Regions from separate parts of the Homo sapiens genome. Here region 2 is linked to region 1. A link is a contact called in ENCODE Hi-C or POLR2A ChIA-PET data. All regions are on one chromosome and are shown on one strand. Each heading gives the region's core, a stretch centred on a gene start or an enhancer-like site at or near the end of the contact. The rest is flanking DNA. Distances are from core to core; before and after follow the strand shown. Region 1 holds the start of SNHG32 (small nucleolar RNA host gene 32). Region 2 has its middle 6.3 kb from the start of C2.

The links. A loop is a pair of places that touch in the nucleus more often than their neighbours do. ChIA-PET counts read pairs that join two places held with the same protein, here RNA polymerase II (POLR2A). Pooled maps may share reads with other maps.
Region 2: a loop to region 1 is called in a pooled map, with 7 times the contacts of the local background. The contact joins the enhancer-like site here to the promoter of SNHG32 in region 1. A Hi-C loop is called at or near these places in 2 of 168 maps with a recorded cell type or tissue (chondrocyte and naive thymus-derived CD4-positive, alpha-beta T cell), 2 of 37 single-sample maps with no recorded cell type and 11 of 50 pooled maps. POLR2A ChIA-PET finds 5 or more read pairs at or near these places in 20 of 52 experiments (A549, AG04449, AG04450 and 17 more).

What each region holds. Positions count from the first base shown.
Region 1 is chr6:31,833,044-31,836,448 of GRCh38, reverse strand. SNHG32 (small nucleolar RNA host gene 32) reads right to left here and starts at 1,533. Exons shown (of 4, transcript NR_160953.1): 1 at 1,249-1,533; 2 at 998-1,038. It overlaps SNORD48 (small nucleolar RNA, C/D box 48), which reads right to left and starts at 1,186; the gene lies at 1,123-1,186. RefSeq lists an enhancer at 1,698-2,396.
Region 2 is chr6:31,919,650-31,923,192 of GRCh38, reverse strand. It overlaps a transcript of C2 not described here. Among named protein-coding and RNA genes, the nearest start is that of C2, 6.3 kb to the left of the region's middle. Within about 2 kb of position 2,197, at least 4 of the 41 ENCODE cell types and tissues checked have a DNase peak (open chromatin) inside an H3K27ac peak, as active enhancers do.

The DNA of each region.
Region 1 (3,405 bases), core at 284-2,783:
TGGACAACATGGCAAAAGCCCGCTTCTGTAAAAAAACTAAAAATTAGCCAGGCGTGGTGGTAGCACGTGCCTGCAGTCCCAGGAAGCTGAGGTGGAAAGACCACTTGAGCCCTGACGGTGGATGTTGCAGGGAGATCCTGGCATTGCGCCCTGTCTCAAAAACAAAATAGCAAAAACAAACAAATGGAAGTCACCACCTGTGGTACATGGATTATAGCTCAAAAAAGAAAAAGTGGCCGGGCACAGCGGCTCACGAGGTCAGGAGATGGAGACCATCCTGGCCAACATGGTGAAACCCCTTCTACTAAAAACAGAAAAATTAGCCGAGTGTGGTGGCGCGGGCCTGTAGTCCCAGCTAATCGGCAGGCTGAGGCAGGACAATCGATTGAACCCGGGAGGCAGAGGTTGCAGGGAGATCGTACCATTGCCAGCCCGGGCAACAAGATCAAGACTCCATCTCAAAAAAAAAAAAAAAAAAAGGAAAAAATTGGCTAAGGTGGGAGAATCGGTTAAACCCGGGAGTTGAAGGCCGCACTGAATTGTGTTCTTGCCACTGCATTCCAGCCAGGGTGACAGGGAGGCTGTCTTAAAAAAAAAAAAAAAAAAAGGCCGGGCGCGGTGGCTCACGCCTGTAATCCCAGCACTTTGGGAGGCCGAGAGGGGCGGATCACGAGGTCAGCAGATCGAGACCATCCTGGCTAACACAGTGAAACCCCTTATCTATTAAAAAATACAAAAAATTAGCCAGGCTTGGTGGCATGCGCCTGTAATCCCAGCTAATCGGGAGGCTGAGGCAGGAGAATCGCTTGATCCCAGAAGGCGCAGGTTGCAGTGAGATCGTGCCACCGCACTTCAGCCTGGGTGACAAGGCGAGACTGTCTCAAAAAAAAAAAAAAAAAAAAGGGCAGGGAGGCGCATAATGCCCATGAACGAAAGCTTGCTTGGGAACAAAGCTTTCCGAAGAGGCATTCAAAAGGCTCTCGCACCTAATACTCACCTTTACTCAAGGATAACACGGCGATGAACGTCTTACAACTCCTAACGGGGAAATGAAACAGAACAAAAGATTAGGAATCTTGGCCATGAACTCGTTGAGCCTGAGAAATGCTGGACCGAGGGGGCGGTCAGAGCGCTGCGGTGATGGCATCAGCGACACACTCAAGAGTTACCTGGGGTCATCATCACTCCCTTCCTATCCCCGGGCGACCGCCACCCCCATTTTGCAATCACTCGCCCAACCCCACTCACAGTTGTTTTGAGTCAGCAGGGGCTGTGGGGCCGCTAGCCGAGTTCCCCCTGCCACGAGCTAGGTCAGTTCCAAGCAAAGACACCAGAAACTCCAGTGTGCAACGGTAGTTCACCCAACTGCACTGGGGACCGCCCTCTCCTACCCCAGCCAGGCCGCGACGTGGCCGCCCGCCGGCTGCTGCGCAAAGGCAGCGCAAGCCGTTGGGATCCCCTGCTCCCCCTCACTCAACAGTCGGGCCATTACAACTCTCATACTGCCAACCCACGAGCCCACTTCGCAAAAAGAACTAAAATGGCGAGGCCGGGGCCATTTATGGCGGCGCCGGGTTGGGGGCCTGACGGGTATAGTTGTTTTCTTATCTGCCTGGCTAGACGCGCGGCATTTTCCCCATTGTTTGTCCACACAGAAATAAAACAAAGTGAAAGAAAGACCAGGAAAGTATGTTTCACACTCCTCTGGGCAAATATTCGGAGATGCTTTCTGAATTTTGAAAAACAAAAAACAGGGATCTGTCTGGCCAGGCGGAAGAAAGTCCCCGGCGCCGGCCGGCCAGCGCCAGCCGGGTGCTGCTCCTAAGCCGTTTCCCAGCAGCCCATGGTCCGTTAATGACCCTGGGACTCTTCCCGCGCGCGCGCGGGCGCGCGCAGCTGCGCCAGTTTAGCGTCCAGCTACCCTGACACTTCGCACTCCGTTCCCCCAGCGAAATCTGAATTTGCCTCCCAGTTCGATCCCGCAGACTGTCAGGCACCCTAACCTTCAATTAAACAAAACAAAACAAAAACCAAAAACCCAAAAGGCAGGTCGGACGTAATAGGTCACGCCTGTAATCTCAACACTTTGGACAGGCCCAGGCAGAGGATCATTTGAGGCCCGGAGTTCGGGACCAGCCTGGGCAAATAGTGACACCCAACCCCCGTCTCTATTTATTTAAAAATTAGGCCGGGCGCGGTGGCTCACGCCTGTAATCCCAGCACTTTGAGAGGCCGAGGCAGGTGGATCACGAGGTCAGGAGATCGAGACCATCCTGGCTAACACGGTGAAACCCCGTCTCTACTAAAAAAAAATTAGCAGAGTGTGGTGGCGGCGCCTGTAGTCCCAGCTACTCGGGAGGCTGAGGCAGGAAAATGGCGTGAACCCAGGACGCCGAGCTTGCAGTGAGCCGAGATTGCGCCACTGCACTCCAGCCTGGGCGACAGGGCGAGACTCTGTCTCAAAAAAAAAAAAATTATTGAAACTCATAAGTCATTTCAAATCCTTTCTGGACCCTTTCCTATCGCCCCCATTTATAAACGCGTATGATGTTTGGTGATGTGTGTTGTGTGTGTTGGTATCTTTTTCTTTTTTGAGACGGAGTCTGACTCTGTTGCCCAGGCTGGAGAGCAGTGGCGGGATCTCGGCTCACTGCAACCTCCGCTTCCTCGGTTCAAGCGATTTTCCTGCCTCAGCCTCCGAAGTAGCAAGGATTACAGGTGCACACAACCATGCCTGGCTAATTTTTATATTTTTAGTAGAGTCAGGGTTTCACCATGTAAGCCAGGCTGGTCTCGAACTCCTGACTTCAGGTGATTTGCCTGCCTAGGCCTCCACAAAGTGCCAGGATTATAGGTGTGAGCCACCGAGCCTGGCCTCTTCCTTTTTTTTTTTTTCTTTTTCTTTTTTTTTTTTTTTGAGATAGGGTCTTGCTCTGTTACCCAGATTGGAGTGCAGTGGCATGATCTCGGCTTACTACAACCTCTGCCTCCCGGGTTCAAGTGATTCTCTTGCCTCAGCCTCCTGAGTAGCTGAGATTACAGGCATCTGCCACCACACCCAGTTAATTTTATATATTTTTAGTAGAGACAGGGGTTTTCACCATGTTGGCCCAGGCTGGTTTTGAACTGGTGAACCTCAGTGATCCTCCCACCTCGGCCTCCCAAAGTGCTGGGATTACAGGCGTGAGCCACCGTGGCCAGCCCAGTTCAGTGGTTTTCTCCACATTGGCTGCAAATTACAAACACCTGGGCAGCTTTAAATGTCTACACTGCCCTCTTTGAGATTCTGAATTGGCCTGAGAGAGGCCTGGCATCTGTATTTTTTTAGCATCCCTTAATCGTTTTATTGTTCCATTACGGTGGAGAGCCATGGCTCAAAGCTAAAGTATTTGTTCCCTCTACTGC
Region 2 (3,543 bases), core at 948-3,447, 86 kb before region 1:
AGATGCCAGACCTTTATTCCCCTCGGCACTCCCGATTAGCTTTTCAGTAGACCCCACCAGATGAGGGCGACCTTGGCTTCTCTATTTCTTGTACCATTCAAAAGCCCAGCAAATGTAACCGTGTTTTCACTCCAGGTAGAGGGAAGCAGGTGAATAATATCTAAAAAACAGACATGCCTCTCCTGCCAGCTTCTTCCATCTTGTCCAAATTTCTTCTTATCAATTCTAGGCTTCTAATATCTGCTTCCAAGGGTACAATTCCAAAGAGAAAAAACCAATACCCCAATTCTGTACTTCATCTCCTAGTCAGAGTTGGATTTTTGCTTTTGGTTTTTTTGGTTTTTTGTTTTTGAGACAAAGTCTTGCTTTGTTGCCCAGGCTGGAGTGAAGCAGTACGATCTCGGCTCACTGCAACCTCCACCTCCTGGGTTCAAGGGATTCTCCTGCCTCAGACTCCCAAGTAGCTGGGATTACAGGCATGTGCTACCATGCCCAGCTAATTTTTGTATTTTTAGTAGAGATGGGGTTTCACCATGCTGGTCAGGCTGGTCTCAAACTCCTGACCTCAGGTGATCCACCTGCCTCTGCCTCCCAAAGTGCTGGGATTACAGGTGTGAGCCACTGTGCCAGGCCCCCTAATCAGAGTTTAAAAATCAGAAATGATGCTCTGATGGCCTCTCAGGATGCCTTATTCTCCCCTGGAGAGCTCAGCACCTTGCAGCTGAAAATTTCTGAGGAAACGTGGCATATAGCAGAGGCCGACCCCACTCTAGTGGCCAGTCTACTCCTTATCCAGTCTGGCCACTTGGGCATGGACTTCGCGGTCATCCTAGGATCTGCCACCCCTCAACCTTCTATGGCAACTGCAGGTCAACCCCCAAATTGGAAAACTAGTCTGGCTTGGCCTGGTTCACAGCCTTAATGTGTGACTTTAGATGGGGATTCAGCATTGCTCTGCAAGCCTCTTGGTGGTTTTAGTGGATCTGTCCTTGCCCCACCATATCCCTTGGGCCTTATCACTGGGGTGCTCCACTGACTTCCAGCTGCAGCATCTCTGTCTCTACCCAAGGATTGTTTTTGGTGTCCTGCACCATCTGTGCACAGAAAGCTGGAAATGACAGAGAATTAAGGCCTTCAACCAATGACTGATTGGTATAAATACTGGGCTCCCTCACCCTGGACCATGGGATAACTCTGCACCACTCCAGGGTTCCTGAGTGGGATTGACCTCCACTCACCCACAATGGTAAATTTGCCTGATAACACACCCTTCATTGACTGCCTTCCTTCTCTATCACACTCCACTACCCATGTTTCTTGCGATCACCTCCAGAATGCACTGTCTGCACTGGAACCCTTGTCTCCAGGTCTGCTTCTGGGGGAGGAAGACTTCATATTAGCAGGACATAGTGCCAGACAGTATTTTTAAGTCTTAAATGTAGGTGCTCACTTAATCCTCACAGCAAGCTTATGACACAGGTTCTGTTGTTACTCCCACTTTACAGATGAGGGAACTGAGGCACACAAAGGTTAAGTGAGCTGCCCCAGGTTCATACAGGTACTAAGCAGCAGAGCCGGGATTCAAACCCAGGCAGCATGGCTCCTGGGTCCACACTCATAGCCACCAAGTGGTAGTGCCTCTTCCTCACGTCTTCTCTTTAGTGACTGCTGGGAGCTCCTTGCGCATCCCTGAAGTCTACCCCAGCCCCTTGCATTTCCAAGCCCTCTCTCCCCTAGGCTCTTTCCTCTTGGCACCCCCTCTCCCATAACACCTTCTTTTCCATCCTTCTCAAATCCCTCATCTTCCAGACTCCTACAAGACCTGTCCACGCCATTTCCCACCTTCTAGCTACTTGTGCACTTGTCTCAAGCTCCCCAGAGGAAGGATCCAGGAGTTTTTTTTTTAAACAATGAGCTATCCAAGTAAGGTCAAGCCAATGCCCTCCCCCATCCTATTTCCACCCCAAGTAAATAGCATCTTTCAGGTCAGCAACAGAATTGGCTTTGGTTTCTCATCCATTTCTTTTTTAATAAAAATATTTACATTGGGTCAGACCCCACCCATTTCCACACAAAGGCCTCTGCTAAGTTCCTCGGTACACACACCATCCCCCATCCTAGCAGGCACTGCCTACTAACTTTGAAGTGATTGCCCAACTATGATCTTGAGGAATCTCCACATACATCACCCTTAGAGCCTCAGAAAGGGTTTTGCCCTGCCCCATGGGGCTCCTCCCCATGCCCAGGCTCTTCCAGGGCCCTGGGCCTCAGAGGCCACCCTGCAGGCCCAGACACTGGGTTAGACACTGAACCTCCTGTCCTTGTCCATCCATTGCACAAACAATTCCTGAGAATGGAACGAGGAACTAAGGGGTGGGGTAGGGCCTCCCAAGAAACAGAAGGCCTGTCCCTGACCTCCTGTAGGCGCCATATCTCTTTCAGACAAAAACTCAACCTCTAAAGACTCACAGGCCTGGGGTGTACCAGGGTGTCCATCTGCCCACACCGCAGCTCTTACCTCAGCCCTCTGAGGTCTCCACTGTCCTTGGGCTGGTGGGGGGCATGGTGCATGTTATCACCCACTTCTTGCTACCCATCAGGGGAGCTGCCCTGGGTAACCCAGGTAAGAGGGTGGTAAACACAACTCAGGTGCTCAGGGGTCAGCTGAGGATGGGCCAGGGGGAGGGGTGGCCTATGGCTGAATTGCCCTGGCTCCGGTCCTCACCACCCCAACCCCAGCTCTGGGCTTAGCATTGGTGGCAGTGGGGGCCTCACTAGCCTCCTCTGCCCTTTCATTGAAAATTCCTCTCTAATGTTTTCCTTTATCCTGGGGAGTGGGGAGATATTCATCCCCTTCCCAGTTCTGGGTACCAGTACCCTCTTGACAAAAGGATAGCCTGGGGCTCACATGGGAGAATCCTCCTGCCCTCACTCCTCCAGTGCTGCCAAGGGGTGAAGAGGGAACTTGCCCAGTAGAAAGACATACGTTCATGCCTTGCTTTCCTGCCCAACACAAATGAAAGGTTATACCTGAGAAGAGCTCCTCCTGCCCCGTCTCTGGCCCCAGCCCCAGTGTGGTATGAGGAATTCAGGCTTTGACTTAAGACAGCCTGGAACCTCAGGTTTGGCTTGGCAAATTCATTAGCTATTTCGTAGCCTTACTCACCCTGTTTTGTCACCTGTCATCCACAGAACCAACAGCAAAATACACTCCCCTTAAGGTTACCTTTGAGAATTAGGACCATCAAAAGGAGAAGATCGGCTACCCTACAGGTATAAAAGGTACCAGGATATTTGCTTTAGCATTCACTGTTACCAAGAGGAAATGTTTGGAAACTCCCACGTCCATTAATAGGGGACAGACACAGCACATTGTGGTATGGGGACAACTGAATACTACGCAGTCTCTGCAAGCTTAAGGCTTATCTGTGTGTACAGAGCTGAATGTCTCCAGATATATATGTTATATAATATACACTTTTAAACTAGATAGACATTCAGAACTGTATGTATGGGATGCCACCATTTATGCAAAAAAAGGAG